2 separate regions of the Homo sapiens genome follow, and region 1 is linked to region 2. A link is an interaction called in ENCODE POLR2A ChIA-PET data of the cell type or tissue named here. Cell type or tissue: PC-9. All regions are shown on one strand. Each heading gives the region's core, and the rest is flanking DNA. Links, peaks and the distances in the headings are about the cores only. Region 1 has its middle 18 kb from the start of POSTN. Region 2 has its middle 38 kb from the start of CCNA1.

The links. ChIA-PET counts read pairs that join two places held together with the same protein. Peaks named below come from ENCODE experiments on the same cell type or tissue, not always from the same donor. Only the 100,000 strongest peaks of a DNase experiment are listed, where the experiment ranks them.
Region 1: POLR2A ChIA-PET joins it to region 2 with 6 read pairs; 2 of 35 experiments call an interaction of 5 or more read pairs at or near these places.

What each region holds. Positions count from the first base shown.
Region 1 is chr13:37,612,326-37,620,967 of GRCh38, reverse strand. No RefSeq gene overlaps it. Among named protein-coding and RNA genes, the nearest start is that of POSTN, 18 kb to the right of the region's middle. In PC-9, for the core only: no CTCF peak of the experiment used is centred there; a DNase peak (open chromatin) is centred at 3,577; H3K27ac peaks cover 1,957 bases.
Region 2 is chr13:36,390,239-36,398,880 of GRCh38, reverse strand. No RefSeq gene overlaps it. Among named protein-coding and RNA genes, the nearest start is that of CCNA1, 38 kb to the left of the region's middle. In PC-9, for the core only: CTCF peaks have their summits at 3,193 and 3,406 (motif pointing right); a DNase peak (open chromatin) is centred at 3,420.

The sequences.
Region 1 (8,642 bases), core at 2,052-4,551, 1.2 Mb before region 2:
AAAGAAGAACAACATAGATTAGAGTAAGTTAACATTAGATTTACAGGGTAGAAGAGCAATACGGTGAAAGGCATATTGAAAATATAAAAAGATTCAGCTTCCATCTTCCTGCTCTCCAGATACGTGGAATCTGGACAATAAACCACAACCACAAGTCAGGGCTACATGGGGAGGTGGTTTTCTCAGGAGAGAACCAAGGTTTCAGGTATGGAAAACTGTTCAAAATTATTTTCAAAGTAGAAGGTGATTATTTAAAACTAATAGTTTTTACCATGAAATAAGCAAATAAATAGTTGTTCCAGAATTTAAAATGGAAAGATTTTGAAAAGAAATCATAGGAGAGGGCCGGCACGGTGCCTCATGCCTATAATCCCAGCACTTTGGGAGACTGAGGTGGGCAGATCATGAGGTCAAGAGTTCAGGACCAGCCTGGCCAACCATGGTAAAACCCTGTCTCTACTAAAAATATAAAAATTAGCCAGGCATGGTGGTGGGTGCCTGTAATCCCAGCTGTCTGGGAGGCTAAGACATGAGAATAGCTTGAACTCGGGAAGCAGAGGTTGAAGTGAGCCAAGATCACGCAATCGCACTCTAGCCTGGGACAGAGCGAGATTCCGTCTCAGAAAAAAAAAAAAAAAGAAAGAAAGAAATCACAGGAAAAATAGATGACTGGAAAAATAACATTAAGGGTAATTAACCATATAACAAAGATATAAAACAGAGTAGTCTGGTGTGTTTCAAGGTTTACCAAAATACTTGGTTTGTCACATTCTTGGTGCACTTGGGGAGAAAGTGGAAACATTATTTTTATTACTTTTCTGTCTGGGAAAAATCAATCTCAATTTTGATTGTGTTTCCGAGGGAATCTTAACCCAGGTGAGATGGCATGTGATGGGTTTTTAATTAGAGATTATGATTCTAACCAGGAGTCCTAAGTAGCGATAGATTTATTCATTTGTTGAATAAAAACAGTAAGTGAAATCAACAGTAGCTTGAGAATTATTGCTTAAAACTAAGAAAGAAAAAATCGAGATTTGCTAAAGTATGACAAAAGTTTATTCAGGAGAAGATAAGGAATCCACTGTAATTTTTATACAAGGTTGTTTTTTTTTTTTTTTTTTTTTTTTTTTTTTTTTTTTTGAGACGGAGTCTCGCTCTGTCACCCAGGCTGGAGTGCAGTGGCGGGATCTCGGCTCACTGCAAGCTCCGCCTCCCGGGTTCACGCCATTCTCCTGCCTCAGCCTCCCAAGTAGCTGGGACTACAGGCGCCCGCCACTAAGCCCGGCTAATTTTTTGTATTTTTAGTAGAGACGGGGTTTCACCATTTTAGCCGGGATGGTCTCGATCTCCTGACCTCGTGATCCGCCCGCCTCGGCCTCCCAAAGTGCTGGGATTACAGGCGTGAGCCACCGCGCCCGGCCTACAAGGTTGTTAAAGGTAATTTCCAGCTCTCAATTTTTATGACAGTATTTAAAAATCATCAGACTATCTAACATTTTTCTTAACCAGAAACTTATGTGTTGCTTCTCTGTGTATTTTCTGCCTCTCTCTCTGAAATATTCTCTAGAAGGGCAGGAGATTTACCCATCTTGTTTATGATTATATTTGCAGTGTCTATAAAAGTCCTGGGGTTTTAGTGTATACCTAACAAATATTTTTGAATAAAGTTTTTGAAATTTTTCTCATACTACCATTTCACCTGCCATTCTGATTTCCTCTATCAAGTCAAAGAAATAGGAATAATAAAATGTCTATAAACTCAGTGGTTACCTAAAATTATAAATTTCATAGAAAATTTAACAAAGAAGTACTTTTTTGAACATTCATTTGAGAGATTTTCAGACATATTTTATTTAATGTAACTCATAAAGTTTATTAATAGTTTACAGTTTCACAGTTTTCTCAGTGAAGAAAAAAGATTGAGAAAAGTTAGTATTATACCCAAAGTCAAATGACATGTTTGTGGAATGTGATAGATTTTAACATTAAGTATCTCACTTCAAAAGGAAGGAGGAAAAGAAGATAAAAGTCAAAAGGTAATGGGGGGTAGGAGGATGAAGACAGAAGAAAAATTAACTCCTCTTAGAATAAACACTTTACCTCAGCATAATTTTCATAAGAATTCAATCTGATAAACTTCATTCCCATTTCACTTAAAAGAGAGTTTACGTAATTTCTGCAAGTGACTCACAGCTAAAAGCTAGTGGAGCTGGCATTTGAACTTGGATATTTTAAATTCTGAAGCTCATGTTGTTTTGGTTATATCATAGTCTTTGACAGTAAGAGAGAAAAGAAAGGCAGAATACACTGAGCTTCATTTATAATGCAAGCTGACTTTCTGAACAATCTATTTGGGCTGGTTCTTTCAGTCATGGTAAATTGAGAGATACGGTGTTCTTTCTTTTTTACAGATCCTCATGTTTCAGCTAGCTGGAGTTACATTGTTTGCACTTACCTATTATATTATACTAAAAATAAAATTACGAGGAAATTAGAAATACTAAGCTATTGTCTCTTAAACATACAATTACTATCATAATTAATTGTTTCCTCTCACATTAGAGAACCTGTCAGAGAACCATTGTTTGTTTATAAAAACAAACAAAAAAGATTTTTCTTTTATTGCTTTCTGCCTTTACAGAGCATCTACGTGTACAGACACCATAAAAGTCTAAAGAAATCCATCCTGAAATTAGCTTAGGTAGTTATCTACGAAATAAAACTGGAATATGATGTGACAGTATGTGCATTTTTTATTAAAGATGTTTTTGAATCTTGTGTTTTCAGCTGATAAAGGCAGAACAGTCTTAACCAGCTGTGCCTACCCTAATTTTTCACATCTGTCTGTCTGTCTTTCTTATCTGTGCTGTATTCCATTGATTCATGTCCCCACCAACAATAATCATTGTAGACTCTGATAAAGGTTTCTATCATTTGATTATTGGGTCAGTGATGTATATAATTGCATCAAGTAAAAAGTCAAAAACTATGGAAGCCAAAATTAGCTTTGCGTGCAGGGAAAAAAGAAGCAATTACAGCAATATAGAGTCAAAGCAGATTCTATTGTCATAATGTGATGTTTTACAAAGGTTAGTTGCATACAGTTTAGCTGAGAGCAAACATAAATGTTGTTTTTCCAAGTACCACATTTTTAAGATTTGCTATGAAATTTTTGATACACAGTCCTTTGCCTGCCTCTAAAATAAGATGAATATTGTATCTTGCAACATCCTGGGATGGGTGATTTTAGCTGTTGAACAGAATTGGCTATTGGCTGGTAAAAAGAGAACAAATAGGGACACTACTCTCTGCTGTTATCCTCTCACCCACGTGGGTCACTAGTTCTCAGGAGCAATGCTGGCTTTTTCCTCGTATCAGAATGCTCTTTTGACTTGACTCAAGTAGAAAAATAATGGCAATTGACACAGTTTTAACTCTTCTAGCATAAGCTATTGCAACAGCAATCTATTTATTTCCAACCTCTCACCCTCTGTTAAGAAGCAGATGACATCTGTGAAGGAATTGCTCTACAGAAGAGACCAGGAGACTTGAAAAAATGTGAGGAATGCAAGTTCCAAGCCCTTTACTCATGAGTATAGGAGGAAGAATTATGAGTTTCAATCAGGAACAGAGTGGCAGAAGGATAACTTCAAACTGATTTTGACCTTTGAAAACATAGCTATGTGTGAGTTTGTGCACTGGTGCGTGTGAGACTATGTCATAGGCAGGAAGTAACCACAGTCTGGTTCCAAATCCAGAGGCAACTATCTAAGGTATTTTTTCCCAATGGGGGAAATTTCTACGTTGGCAACTATATTAGTCCATTTTCACACTACTGTAAAGAACTGCCTGAGACTAGGAAATTTATAAAGGGAAGAGGTTTAATTGACTGACAGTTCAGCATGGCTGGGAGACCTCAGGAAACTTACAATCATGGCAGAAGACAAAGCAGAACCAAGGCACCTTCTTTACAAGGTGGCAGGTAGGAGAAGTGCTGAGCAAAAGGGGAACAGCACTTTATAAAACCATCAGATCTCCTGAGAACTCAGTCACTATCAGGAGAACAGCATGGGGGAAAATGCCCCCAATGGTCCAATTACTTCCACCTGGTCTCTCCTTTGACACATGGGGATTATAAGGATTATGAGGATTATAATTTATGATGAGATTTGAGTGGGGATACAAAGCCTAACCACATCAACAACAAACTCAGCTGATAGTATAAACATACTCTAATGCACTTAAGAGTTTCTACTCTCCCTGTTTATTAATTCCCTATAGCAGACATTAACACTAAATATAAGAAAAGCTACAAAATATTATTCAGGTACTGTAGATTTTTTACAAATACTGACTCTAATACTTTCTAAATAATATGTTATTATTCCCATCATAAAGATGATGAAACTGATTTTCACAATGGTTAAAAAGTTGCCAACATCACAGAGCCAGTAGAACTATGCGGAGACACAAATTCTTTGTTTCAATAACAAATGCTTGAATGTTATAGAAGAAGATCACATACTGTATGCTATTAAAAACAAACTCTTTGCCATTTTTCTTCTACATATTTCATGCTTTGAGTTTTTCAGTTCTGCCCTCTTCTGTCCATGATTGTTCATGAGAACCCAGGGTTTACATTTGAGAATGCCCCTATTGAAAGGAATCTCAGAAATGTATAAATGATTAGATGATTCTTCTTCCACTGCAGCTTCAGTGGAGACAGGCCACTTTCACTCTTACAACTAGTTCAATGAATCTCACCTAATAGATGCTAAGTCAATATCAATCTTGTTTGTTCCTCCCATATGGAGACTTCTGTGAAACTGCTTAGCTAGTAACTTTCTGTTTGTTTTCTGTTATCATAAAACTTGTTCCCTGCATCAGAAATTGTTTCTTTAACCCAGAGAGAAGTAATAGTGATAAATTTTAGAATTTATCATCTCTAAAAATGCTGTCATCATAATTGATTATCTTACTTAATATATTATTATGCAGTCATAATATTTTAATTGGTATACATCTAAAAGGCATAATCATTTATAAAAATATTTATCCAAAAATAACCATTGGTACTTTCATCTTGTACCATCATGAATGAAGATATAAACAATTTTTTACATTCCTTATTCAGAGGAATATTTGAGAGTTGTTATTTTATTTAAATTAACAGTGTGTTATAAACATAGAATTTCAAGTTGGAGGGCATCTTTAAAATAATCTATTCTAGCAGTCTAATTTCAAATGAGGTTCAGTGAAGTAAAACTATATTTAAAAGGCTGCATCGCAAGTTAGAGATAAAAGCAACACAGGAATCTAAACTTCTGGATTCCTAAGCCAGCATCACAAGTTATATCACAGCACCAGCCTTGAGGAATTGTGCTACTGAATGGCATCTACTACTGATTAAATGCTATATTTTAGAGAATCCTCTATAGGCCTATCATACTACATGAGATTTAATTGGCATTCTTCAGAACATGATGTCATCCTGTGGTAGGGCAACACCTTTTAGCTGTATTTAAACCATGTGTATAGACTATGTAGTGGTATAATAGGCACGGCATTCATGCCAAGTCAAGTTCAGAGAGTTTGAAAGTGAATTTGTAATAATAATTTATAGTATTCAGTCTCTTCGTAGAACTTCTTCAGGGTGCTACTAAGCACTAGTGACTGTAATAAAAAATTGAGCTGAATTTGTCACAATTCAGTTGTTAAAGACTTATTTTGACTAAGGTAATGCACTGTAAGAGGTCCTAAGAGTTTAGTTTTACTTCACAATTCATCACATAGGATTTGCTGTAACTTACTTTCACCAAGAGTTTAGTTGCCTTATCAATAAAATGTAGTTAATGAAATGAAATTAAGTGTTTCACAGTGCGTTGAGATACAAAAAACTATAATAAACAAACCTGGGCTAGTGGCTCTCTTACCTAAACTCAACTTACAGATGCCACATAAGCAAGAGAGAGGTTGAAGGATGCTAGAATGTAGTGCATGCACACACACACACACACACACACGATCCTTGGAGAAAAAAATGCGTTTACTTTTAAGTGGAGGATTGGGGACATAATGGTAGTTCAGGACATTATAGAAAGAGCACAGGATACAGAACAGATTTCTAGCCATCTATCACTAAGGGATCGGATATCTACAATGTTCCGAAAGCATATATTTGGATGTTATGCAGCAGTCTGACATATTAAACAATCTGCATATAGCTACATGGATAAATTTTAATGTGTAATATTGAGTAAAATATGCATTATCTATAGCAAAATATTATTTGTGTAAACTCATAATATGCACACAGAAAAATACATTTTTTTCTACCACACACATGTATTTACAATCAACTGAGTTTCTATAGGAAGAAGAGAAACGCCTTGTGCAGTGAGTTTTATAGAAAAAAGAAAATAATAATGAAATAGAACAAGTGAGGAGGCTTAACTTTTCTATACTGATAATATTCCATGAACTAAAGAATATCATTACCTCCCATCCACAAATTCCACTAAGAAAAAGGAAGGAGGGGCAGGAAAAAGAGTAGGAAAGGAGGACGTGCTGCTCAAAATTAGGTTATTCCTCACCTGTCTTCACTATTGCTATAGAAGAGTATCCCAGGACAGCTCCATAGTAACCATTCCAATGATGCATGGGACCTCTAGCGAGTAAAAGTTGTCATTTTATTTTATTGATATCTGAATTCACATGTATACATAAACACACCTGTACATATTTGTATGTATATTTGTATACAAAAATTTCACTCATGTCTTTACAATCTGCTTCGATAATAAAGGTGTTATTAAAAAATGGTGAGTGGTCTATTTTCGATATCTGACCTCTAACAGCTTTCAAGCCCCACTCCTTTTCCTCTCTCACCTCACATCTAGACAAGCCATTAGGAAAGCCCACACACACTCCCTTTTTCAGCACTGGTGGGAAGCTCAAACCAAGCAAACCCACACTCTTGTGCAAGACCCCTCACCTAGACCAAGGACTTTAACTCCTATAAAAGCCTAAGTCAGTCCCTCTCCTCCTGATCTGTCAAGCCACATTTGAACCTTCCTGGGAGCCCATCCTGCTCTCTAGAGAAGGCGTTATTAAGAGAGTAGTAAATCTCTAGACTTTCTTTACATATGCCTGGCATCATCAGTCTTGAAATTCATTCCAAATTTTGAGGAGTGGAGTTGATCCTCCTCCTTTGCAGAAAAACCACAAATCAAAAGGGAAAATAAAATAAACACAGAAACTAATTTCCATTCTCCTCATCATTCACATCATAACGCTGGCCTGAGAAGCCAGCACATAGATAAAAGAAAGTTGCTAAACAGATATGCATTGATTACTCTTTATCCTTCTGCTTGAAATCGGCATTAAATCTAAGGGCAACAGAAAAACCTTTTTATGATTTTATCTCTACTTCATTTTGAATAAAATAAAAATAGCACTTAAGCAAAATAAGTCTTTTCTAAGCCTCAGGGAATATATTACTATGGTAACATGATCCCCAACAGGAATAGCAACACTGATCTTGACATAGTCATAGGATTACTTTTCTCTCTATAAGCCCCAGTAGCATATAGATAAGATGTGCAAAGACTATAAGCAGAAACCCTAAGCTATAATTTCGCGCAACCTCATAATGAAGTTATGTAAAGGTTTACCCTTGAAGTCACTATGCAAAAGAATCCAAAACTCCTTTTTGGACAGTGCATTTGTACATGGTAATAAGGGTACAAAGCCATAGTTGCTTTTTCAGGACATATCAGCAGAACTGAAACTCTGTAAGATGCTCTTTACTTTTGTCGGTAGCAACTTTCTGTGTCTTCTGGCAGCCAAACATAAACAATCAAAAAACAAAAATAACAACAAAAGATCTTGCACCTTTCTAGAGAAAATACTAAAAAGGGATTTTGAAAGTTCAATTTAAGGCCAGGTATAATGGCTCACACCTGTAATCCCAGCACTATAGGAGGCCAAGGCAGGTGGATCATTTGAGGCCAAGAGTTTGATATATGGAAAGTTATTGTATATCATCCTTATACATTTGAGTAATATTTTAGATATGTCCTTTTTCATTTTAATTTAGAGAAGTTCCATTATCTCCCCAGAGTTCATTTTCTGAATAGTTTGAGCAGGTACCTCTACATGGTTTTCTCCCCACAGAGGTGTCTTAATCCTATAACTTTATATTTCCTTCCTCTCTCCGCTTTGTAGTTTAAAACACAGTTTTGCACACAGCCCACTCCATCTTCAACAAAAAATAACTCTGGGTGTTAGCACTGTTATTTTTGGTGTTATCGTACAACAGTTTCTTGAGGTCAATCATTATTCCTATAAAGACTGAAAAGTGGGTATTGCTTAGTGACTTTTAAAGGCCTAACTTGACATAAATCAATACAAATTTTGTAATTTCTATAGTGATACTCAGTTCTGTCAACTTTGACAAGATATGAGATTTATTCCATTTGGACATTTACTTAAAACCTCTCTCCTCCTTCATAAATAAGTCTTAAAACATGTCTGAGGAATTGAACGGACAGATATTGTTAGCTGATTATTCAGCTAAGGAAATTGAGGCAAGGGGAAGTCAAGCTATTTCCCAATGATCTCACAGCTGATGACTGGAAAGT
Region 2 (8,642 bases), core at 2,116-4,615:
GCGTCTGGAGGCTGAGTGTGAAATCATGTGATGTGAGAGGAATCTCAAGAAAGTTTCACATGGCCTTAGCATGAGAACAGAGGAACTGGGGCCACAGCTAAAGAGATGGCTGGAGAGAAGACAAGGGTCAACTCATGAGACATTTGGTTTTCTGTGCTAAAAAGTTTAGGCTGTAGTACATGGACAGGAAATCACTGGAAGGTTTTTAAGCTGGGAAGTTACATCATTAGATTTGACTTTTTTATCACCTGCCATTATTGTGGTCAGTGAAACGTGAGACTGGATTGGCAATTGAAAACTAGATATATAGCAAAGATATTGAATCATACAAGAAAGCATCTCAGATTTGGGGGATAAGGCCAAAAAATCTGACCATATAACATCGAAAATGTAGAAAATTCCCAAAATTCTGATGAGATCAACCAATCTCAAAATAAACACTTTTTTTAATCAAACAATCTTAATAAAGAAATTTAATGGATATATCAAGGAGACCAAATAGGTCCTTCAACTATCTAAGAAAACAACAGGTTAATGAAGAGGATTCAGTATTTGAATTTGTGTTTCCAGAGTTGTGAAGAACATTAGTCACTGATCAGCATCTTACTCCCTTTATTCTACCTCTATGCTCAGCCTCTGATTCAGTCTTCTGGGAGGATTCCAGGAAAGCATGCCCTGAGCAAATGACAAATGGTAGGTCTCACATTATCCTGTCAGTGCTCCCATTATAAATTAAAAACTTGGTCTTCAGGTTTATGAATTAGTCTCCCTTTTGGTTTGAATAAATTGACTCCCCAGGATTGATTTCTTTCTTTCTTTCTTTCTTTCTTTCTTTCTTTCTTTCTTTCTTTCTTTCTTTCTTTCTTTCTTTCTTTCCTTCCTTCCTTCCTTCCTCCCTTCCTCCCTCCCTCCCTCCCTCCCTCCCTCCCTTCTTTCTTTCCTTCCTTCCTTCCTTCCTTCCTTCCTTCCTTCCTCCCTCCCTCCCTCCCTCCCTCCCTCCCTCCTTTCTTTCTCTTTCTTTCTTTCTTTCTTTCTTTCTTTCTTTCTTTCTTTCTTTCTTTCTTTCTTTCTTTTCTTTCTTTCTTTTTTTTTGGAGATGAATGGGATCTTGCACTATCACCCCAGGCTGCTCACTGTAGCCTCGAGGTCTTGGGCTCAAACCATCCTCTGGCCTCAGCCTCCTGAGTAGCTGGGACTACAGGCACATGACACCACATGCTAATTTCATGCCACTCACGATGCTAATTTTTTTTTTTGAAGAGATGGTCTAGCTATGTTGCCCAGGCTGGTCTCGAACTCCTGGGTTCAGGCGATCCTCCTGCCTTGGCCTCCCAAAGTGCTAGGATTACATGTGTGAGCCTGGCCTCCCCTTCAGGATTTCATTAACTTCAAATGAACTTGAAACATTTATTTTCCTGAGTCTAACAAAGCTGAGAACCAAATCTCACCTTGTGATTTCATCCAAGATGATGCTTACCTGCCAGCAAGTTTCTCCTTGGCACTGGTGTTATTATCTAAATGTCCTAAGAATAAGCCATCTTACTATGAGAGCCACCAGGCTATATCCAACTCTGTAGCATGAAGAAAAGCATTCAGTGGTAGGTCTCTGAAGTTCTATTCCTGAAGCACTGTATTCAAATTTTGCTTGGTTGAATAGTTAATTGCCTTTTACCCAACCAATCAAAGGCTACATTTTATAACTCACTGGGAGAATTTTACAGGTGCATATTTTGGATCTACGGGCTTTACATCTGATGGCTTTAAAATAAGTCAGAACCATAGTCATCTTGACAATTTCTGTTTATTATTCATGGTCGGGGATACTGTATAGTAGCCTCCTGCATATTTTAATAAAATGTTCATGAAGCAGTTTTAAAATTTCCATTGGCCCCTATTTCAAAAATTTTAACATTTACTTTTAAATATCCTCAAATTTGTCACTTTGTATCAAAAAGTAGATTTTTAAAATAATTCAAGGCATTTCAAACCCCATCAGTCAACCTCCCCAAAGAAGCTGCAACCTTTGTGTGTAATTACATTTCAATGGCTAAATCTCAACAATTCTCCTTAGCTATATTACAAGACCTTTACGATACCAGTTAATTATCAGCTTCAGATGGTACATTAATCTTGTCACTTTTTAAAGTTGTTAATGAGCATGATATTCTGTAAATACCAATGCTTAAAACAAAAAATTGTATTAAAAAGTTTTTCATCCCAGAAGAATCGCCAAGATGCTATCACATTTCTTTCTTTCTTATTTCACAGCTTTAGTATTAACTAGCAAATACCAGCTGCGTAGTTGGTCAGTACTTCACTGTCCTTTAATTCCTTTCCCAACCCACACACCATTTTCAACACCCTCTGCCTTACCTACGTGTCTCTTTATTCCACTGTGTTACATCCACCCTCATATTTCCAAACTGGATCAACTGCTGCTGATTTTACAACTATTGACATATTGCAATGGTGAAATGCAATCGCATTATTCTAGGACATATGATCATGTTAAGGTTTAAGTAGAAGGTAGAGGATTTTTCCTGCTCCCATAACATCTTATAACCCCAGTGATTTCTCACTTGCTCCTGATACCTTTTCTCCCTCATGGGACAGGGCCTGGTTGTAGGGAAGTCAGAGATGGTATCATGAGTGGCATAAAATTCCACTCAACTCCAGACATTTATTGAACTCCACTCTCTGTGCAGCTTGTCCTGGCATTGTGGGCAAAGAGGTGCAAGCCTCTCTCTTTAAGATCAAGCATAGACACTCCATCCTTGGTAATGACTAATGAGAGCTTTGGGAGACCATCCAGCTAGGAAAGAACTGCTATTCAGGCAATACTTGTCATTTTCCTTCTTGAGATAACTGAGTCTTTTATTATGATGGGACCATAAAAATGTTTTGAGCCTGGGCACAGTAGCCCATGCCTGTAATTCCAACACTTCGGGAGGCCGAGGGGTGTTAGGGATCACTTGAGCTCAGGAGTTTGAGACCAGCCTGGGCAACACGGCAAAACCCTGTCTCTACAAAAAATAAAAAGTTAGCCCGGCATGGTGGTGCATGCCTCTTGTCCCAGCTACTCAGGAGGCTGAGGTGAGAGGATTGCTTGAGCGTAGGAGGTGGAGGCTCCAGTGAGCCATGATTGTACCACTGCCCTCTAGCCTGGGTGACAGCACAAGACCCTGTCTCCAAGAAAAAAAAAGAAAAGAAAAGAAAAGAAAAGAAAAATCCTTTGAGTGGAGAAGAAATAACCATATCTGTATTTGAAGAACGTAAATAAAGTCACCAGGAAGCGTGGCTTGAATAGAGCTGAAGGAAGAGGAAACTGCAAAAAAGGCTATTAAAATAGTTCTGCAAAGAAATCAACTAAGGGCTGAAGTCAAGCAAATTATCACTAGAGGGCAATAGAGTTATTACCCAGTACATGTTTACTGTCTACCCTATTTCCTAAGGGTGCCTCCTGAGACTCTCACAAGAAAAGGCAGATTCCATAGTTAAGAAATGTATCATACCTCTTTTCTTAAACACTCAGATCACATATAAGCCTTTCAAAGTTCTCTTAATTCTTGCAGCAAAGAAATCTACTTAACTTTATTTCTGAAACACATTTAATCATATTTTTTTCTATGAAATGTTTATCAAAATTATTCTGAGTTTTCCATGGAAAATTATTTGAGAAACCATAATAAATGCTATTTTAGGCTTTGAGAGAAACAGGGAAATCAGTTCTGACTTTGAAAAGTATATATTTTTGGCCTGGGCACGGTGGCTTACACCTGTAATCCCAGCAGTTTGGCAGGCAGAGGTCAGGAGTTCGAGACCAGCCTGACCAAAATGGAGAAACCATATCTCTACTAAGAATACAAAATTAGGTGGGTGTGGTGGCGCATGCCTGTAATCCCAGCTACTCAGGAGGCTGAGGCAGGAGAATTGCTTGAACCCGAGAGGTGGAGGTGGAAGTGAGCCGAGATGGTGCCATTGCACTCCAGCCTGGGCAACAAGAGCAAAACAACGTCTCAAATAAAAAACAAAAAACAAAAAAAAACAAAGAAAGAAAGAAAAGTATATATTTTACATATTATACATATGTCAACATTCAACAATATATGTATGATACAATTATCAGACAAAATAAATGGTATTAAAGAGGTAAATCTTCCAGACTGGAGAAATAAGGAGCTCAACAAATACCTTCCTCAAATGGTAACAAATAAAACTGAACAAATTTTTCAATAAAACCATTTCAGGATACTGGGAATTAACCAAAAGCACATAAAAATTGGGAATCATTTATTTAAGAAAAACTGCTGAACAGTGAGAGTCTATAGCATTTCAGCCCAGGGCTGCTCTCATCCCATCTGCCCTGTACCCCAGCTCCATCAGCCCTTAACGTTACCAGGATAGGGCAGGCTGTGAAAATATACTTTGCCAAAGAGGGCTGACTTTATGTGAAGCAGAGCACAGAAAATCCCCATGCCCTTGGGCATTGTTGGAAACTGTAGTGAGCTTGGAAGCAAAACAGTGAGTAAGGCCTAGTTGCAGCTAGCCTCAGGTTGCCATCCTGGTGGGGGCAAATAGCAGATCAGCAGGCTTGCAGCCAGAAATTTAACAGAGAGATCAAGGGCATGAGACAACCACAGTAGGACTTGAAAAGTCTCCATATATCCCTGATGGCCTGGAAGGCTCTGCACTGCAGAGACCTCATGGATGCTTAGAAGGGACCAGGGAGGTCTTAGCTATTGACGTATCCCTTGTTGCATAAAAGGCCTTACACAGGTGTGTCACATACAAACAGCAAAGCAAGCTAAGGCCAATGCCAATGCCAAGGCTTGACTGATTTGGCTGGTAGACACAAGTCACTTCCAGATTCATTTTACTACTTACATAGACAGCAAAAAAAAAAAAAAAAAAAAAAGAGTAGCTAGCTCCCCAGGTACTTGTCATACACATCATCTGGATAGCCATATGCAGAAGATTGAAACTGGACTCCTTTCTGACACCATATACAAAAATCAACTCAAGATGGATTAAAGTCTTAAATGTAAAATCTGAAACTATAAAAACTCTGAAAAAAAACCATAAGAAACATCATTCTAGACATAGGCCCTGGCAAAGATTTCATGACAAATATGCCAAAAGCAATTGCAATAAAAACAAAAGTCAATAAATGGGACCTAATTAAACTAAGGAGCTTCTGCACAGCCAAAGAAGCTATCAATAGAGTAAACAGACAGCCTGCAGAATGGGAGAAAACATTTGCAAACACACCTGACAAAGGTCTAATATCCAGAATCTATAAGGAACTTAAACAAATTAACAAGCAAAAAGCAAACAACCCCATTTAAAAGTGGGCAAAGGATATTAACAGACACTTTTCAAAAGAACACTTACACGAGGCCAACAAGCATATGAAAAAATGTTCAACATCACTAATAATCATTAAAGAAATACAAATCAAAACCACAATGAGACCATCTTACATCAGTCAGAGTGGCTATTATTAAAAAGTCCAAAAATAACAGATGCTAGTGAGGTTGCAGAGAAAAAGAAATGCTTATACACTGCTAGTGGAAATGTAAATTAGTTCAGCCACTGCGGAAAGCAGTTTGGTGACTTCTCAAAGAACTTAGAACTACCATTTTACCCAGCAATTCTATTATTGGGTATATACCCAAAGGAATATAAATTATTCTACCATAAATACACACACACATATATGTTTATCACAGCACTATTCACAATAGCAAAGACACAGAATCAACCTTGATGCCATCAGCAGTAGACTGGATAAAGAAAAGGGTACAAATACACCATGGAATACTAAATAGTCATAAAAAAGAATGAAATCATATCCTTTGCAACAACATGGATGGAGCTAGAGGCCATTATCCTAAGTGAATCAACACAGGAACAGAAAAACAAACACCACATGTTCTCACTTATATGTGTGAGCTATACATTAAGTACACATGGACACAAAGAAGGGAACAATAGACACTGGGACCTATTTGAGGGTAGAGGGTGGAGGACGGTGAGCATCAAAAAACTACCTATTGTGTACTATGCTTATTACCTGGGTGACAAAATTTGTACACAAAACCCCCATGACATGTAATTTATCTATATAACAAACACATTTCCTAAATAATCCATGGGTCAAAGAAGAAATCACAAAGGAAATTAGAAAATATTTTGGCTGAATTAAAACAAAAATACTAAATTCCAAAATGTATACGATTTGGCTAAAGCTGTGCTTAAAGGTAAATTTACAGCCTTAAACACCTATATCACAAAAGGTGAAAGATCTCAAATACAACAGCCTAAACCTCTACTTAAACTAAAACTAGGAAAATAAAAGCGAATTAAAGCAAAAGCAAGCAGAAAGAATAAAATAATAAAAAGCTTAAATTAAAAATTATGGTGTAAAGGCAGGGTGCAGTGATTCACGCCTGTAATCCCAGCACTTTGGGAAGCTGAGGCAGGTGGATCACCTGAGGTCAGGAGTTCGAGGCCAGCCTGGCCAACATGGTGAAACCCCATGTCTACTAAAAATATAAAAATTAGCTGGGCACAGTGGCAGGCACCTGTAATCCCAGCTATTCAGGAGGCTGAGGCAGGAGAATTGCTTGAACCCAGGAGGGAGGTTGCAGTGGGCTGAGATTGTGCCACTGCACTTCAGCCTGGGTGACAGAGTGAGACTCGGTCTCAAAAAAAGAAAAAGAAAAGAAAAATCATGGTTTAAGGATAAACATCTAGATCAATGAATTGGAACTGAGAGTCCAGAAATCAACCCTTACATTTATGTTCGATTGTTTTTCCATGAAGCTACCAAGACATTCAATGGGAAAAGCACAGGCATGTCAACAAATGGTTCTGCAATAATTGGATACCCACATGGAAAAAATATTGACCCTCACCTTATGCCATAAACAAAACCTATCTCAAAATGAGTCACAGATCCAAATATGGGAGCTAATACTATAAATCTTCTAGAATAGAACATAGAAAAAAAAACATAAGGGCAGAGATGGGGTGGAGGCTGGACAGCCTGAGGATCTGTCTCTCAACTCTTCTCAGGCCTTGTATGGGTTAATTGCAGATCAAAATAGGTAGAGGTCAAAGAGCAAAGCTGTATAGTAAAGATTAATAATGGTAGCAGGTTATGGCCATACTTTGTGTTGTGCTTTATGGTTTCTTGAATAAAGAGGGATGCCAGGATATTTAGGAAGAATTACACAATGACAGTTTGGATTGGTAGGTCAGGTATGTGGCCCTAAATATGGAACAAACTATAATTGCGTGTTAATGAAATATTGTGCCAAAGAATATACCAGAAAGATATTGTTGATGTATTTAATCCACAAAATAGGAGGAGAGGATGCAATAGTATGTAGCAACAATTGCTTTTTTTACTTGACTTTATTCAACAACTACTTATAAGTGGGGTGGTCTGCCTTCCTGAGTTTACATTCGGGAGAGAACAGACTGGTGTAAGGAGTGATGCAGATTCTTCTGATTGGGGTAATGTTTTCATGGATCCACAGAACTGGGTGGCATTAGCTGCTAATGTTGTATCATCCATCCAGGGTTATACAAAATGTCTTCTTTCATTTTTTTTTCTTCATTTGAGAGGTTTGCAATAGTTAAGTGACTGGCCTGAAATTGCCTAGTGTGGTAGGCTGAATAATGGCACCCCAAAAGTGCCCACGCCCTAATCCCTGGTACCTGTAAGGAATGTTACCTTACATGTTAAAAGACTTGGTTGATGTGATTAATTAAGGATCTTGAGTTGGGGATGCTATATGGGTGGGCTCAGTGTAATCACAGGAATAACCTCGTAAGAAGGAACAATAAGAAATGTTGAGTATCAAAGCAAGAGATTGAAGTGATGGGAGGAAGTGGTGATGGGCCAAGGAATGTGGCCACCCTCTAAAGCTGGAAGAAGCAAGGAGCAGATTCTTCCCGGGGGATTCAGAAGGAACCAGCCCTATGGATGCCATGATGTTGGAGCCCTAAAAGACCTATCCTGGGATTTGGAACTCCAGAACTGTGAAGAGAATAAATGTGTGCTGTTTTAAGCTACTAAATTTGTGGTCATTTGTTATAGTGGCCAAAGGATAACTAATGTGCCCAGGAAATGCTCCTATTCAGTATTTTCATTGCCTGAGTAGGGTTGATGTGCTGCTATTGAGCACCCATAGAGCTTGTGTTATTTTCTTGCTGAGAGCTTCCAAAATCTTCACATCATGAGGTAGGTCTTATAGTGAATCCCAGGCCTTTTATAAAGATAAGGCAAGAAGTCTGCAAAAGTATATGGATTAGAAATTTTCTTTCCAAATTCATGGCTACAAAAAGAAATGTCGAGTTTTTTAGTTGCCTATATAGTCAACCTCTTTGTGCTTGGACAAATTTTTAGTTACTCCTTAACCAATTAGCATTCTTGTATTTAAGGATGGCTAGGGTTTCATTTAAAAGAAAAAAACTTTGGAGACTTCAAATGGGATGGATGCAATGGACTCTGAAACTATCTTGCTATTCTAAAATCCCGTTTCTACCAGGGACCAGGGATAGTCTTGTTTTCCACAGCTGCTTTATAGTATAAACAGCCAAAATACAACTTACGTTGTAGTTCCTAACTAATA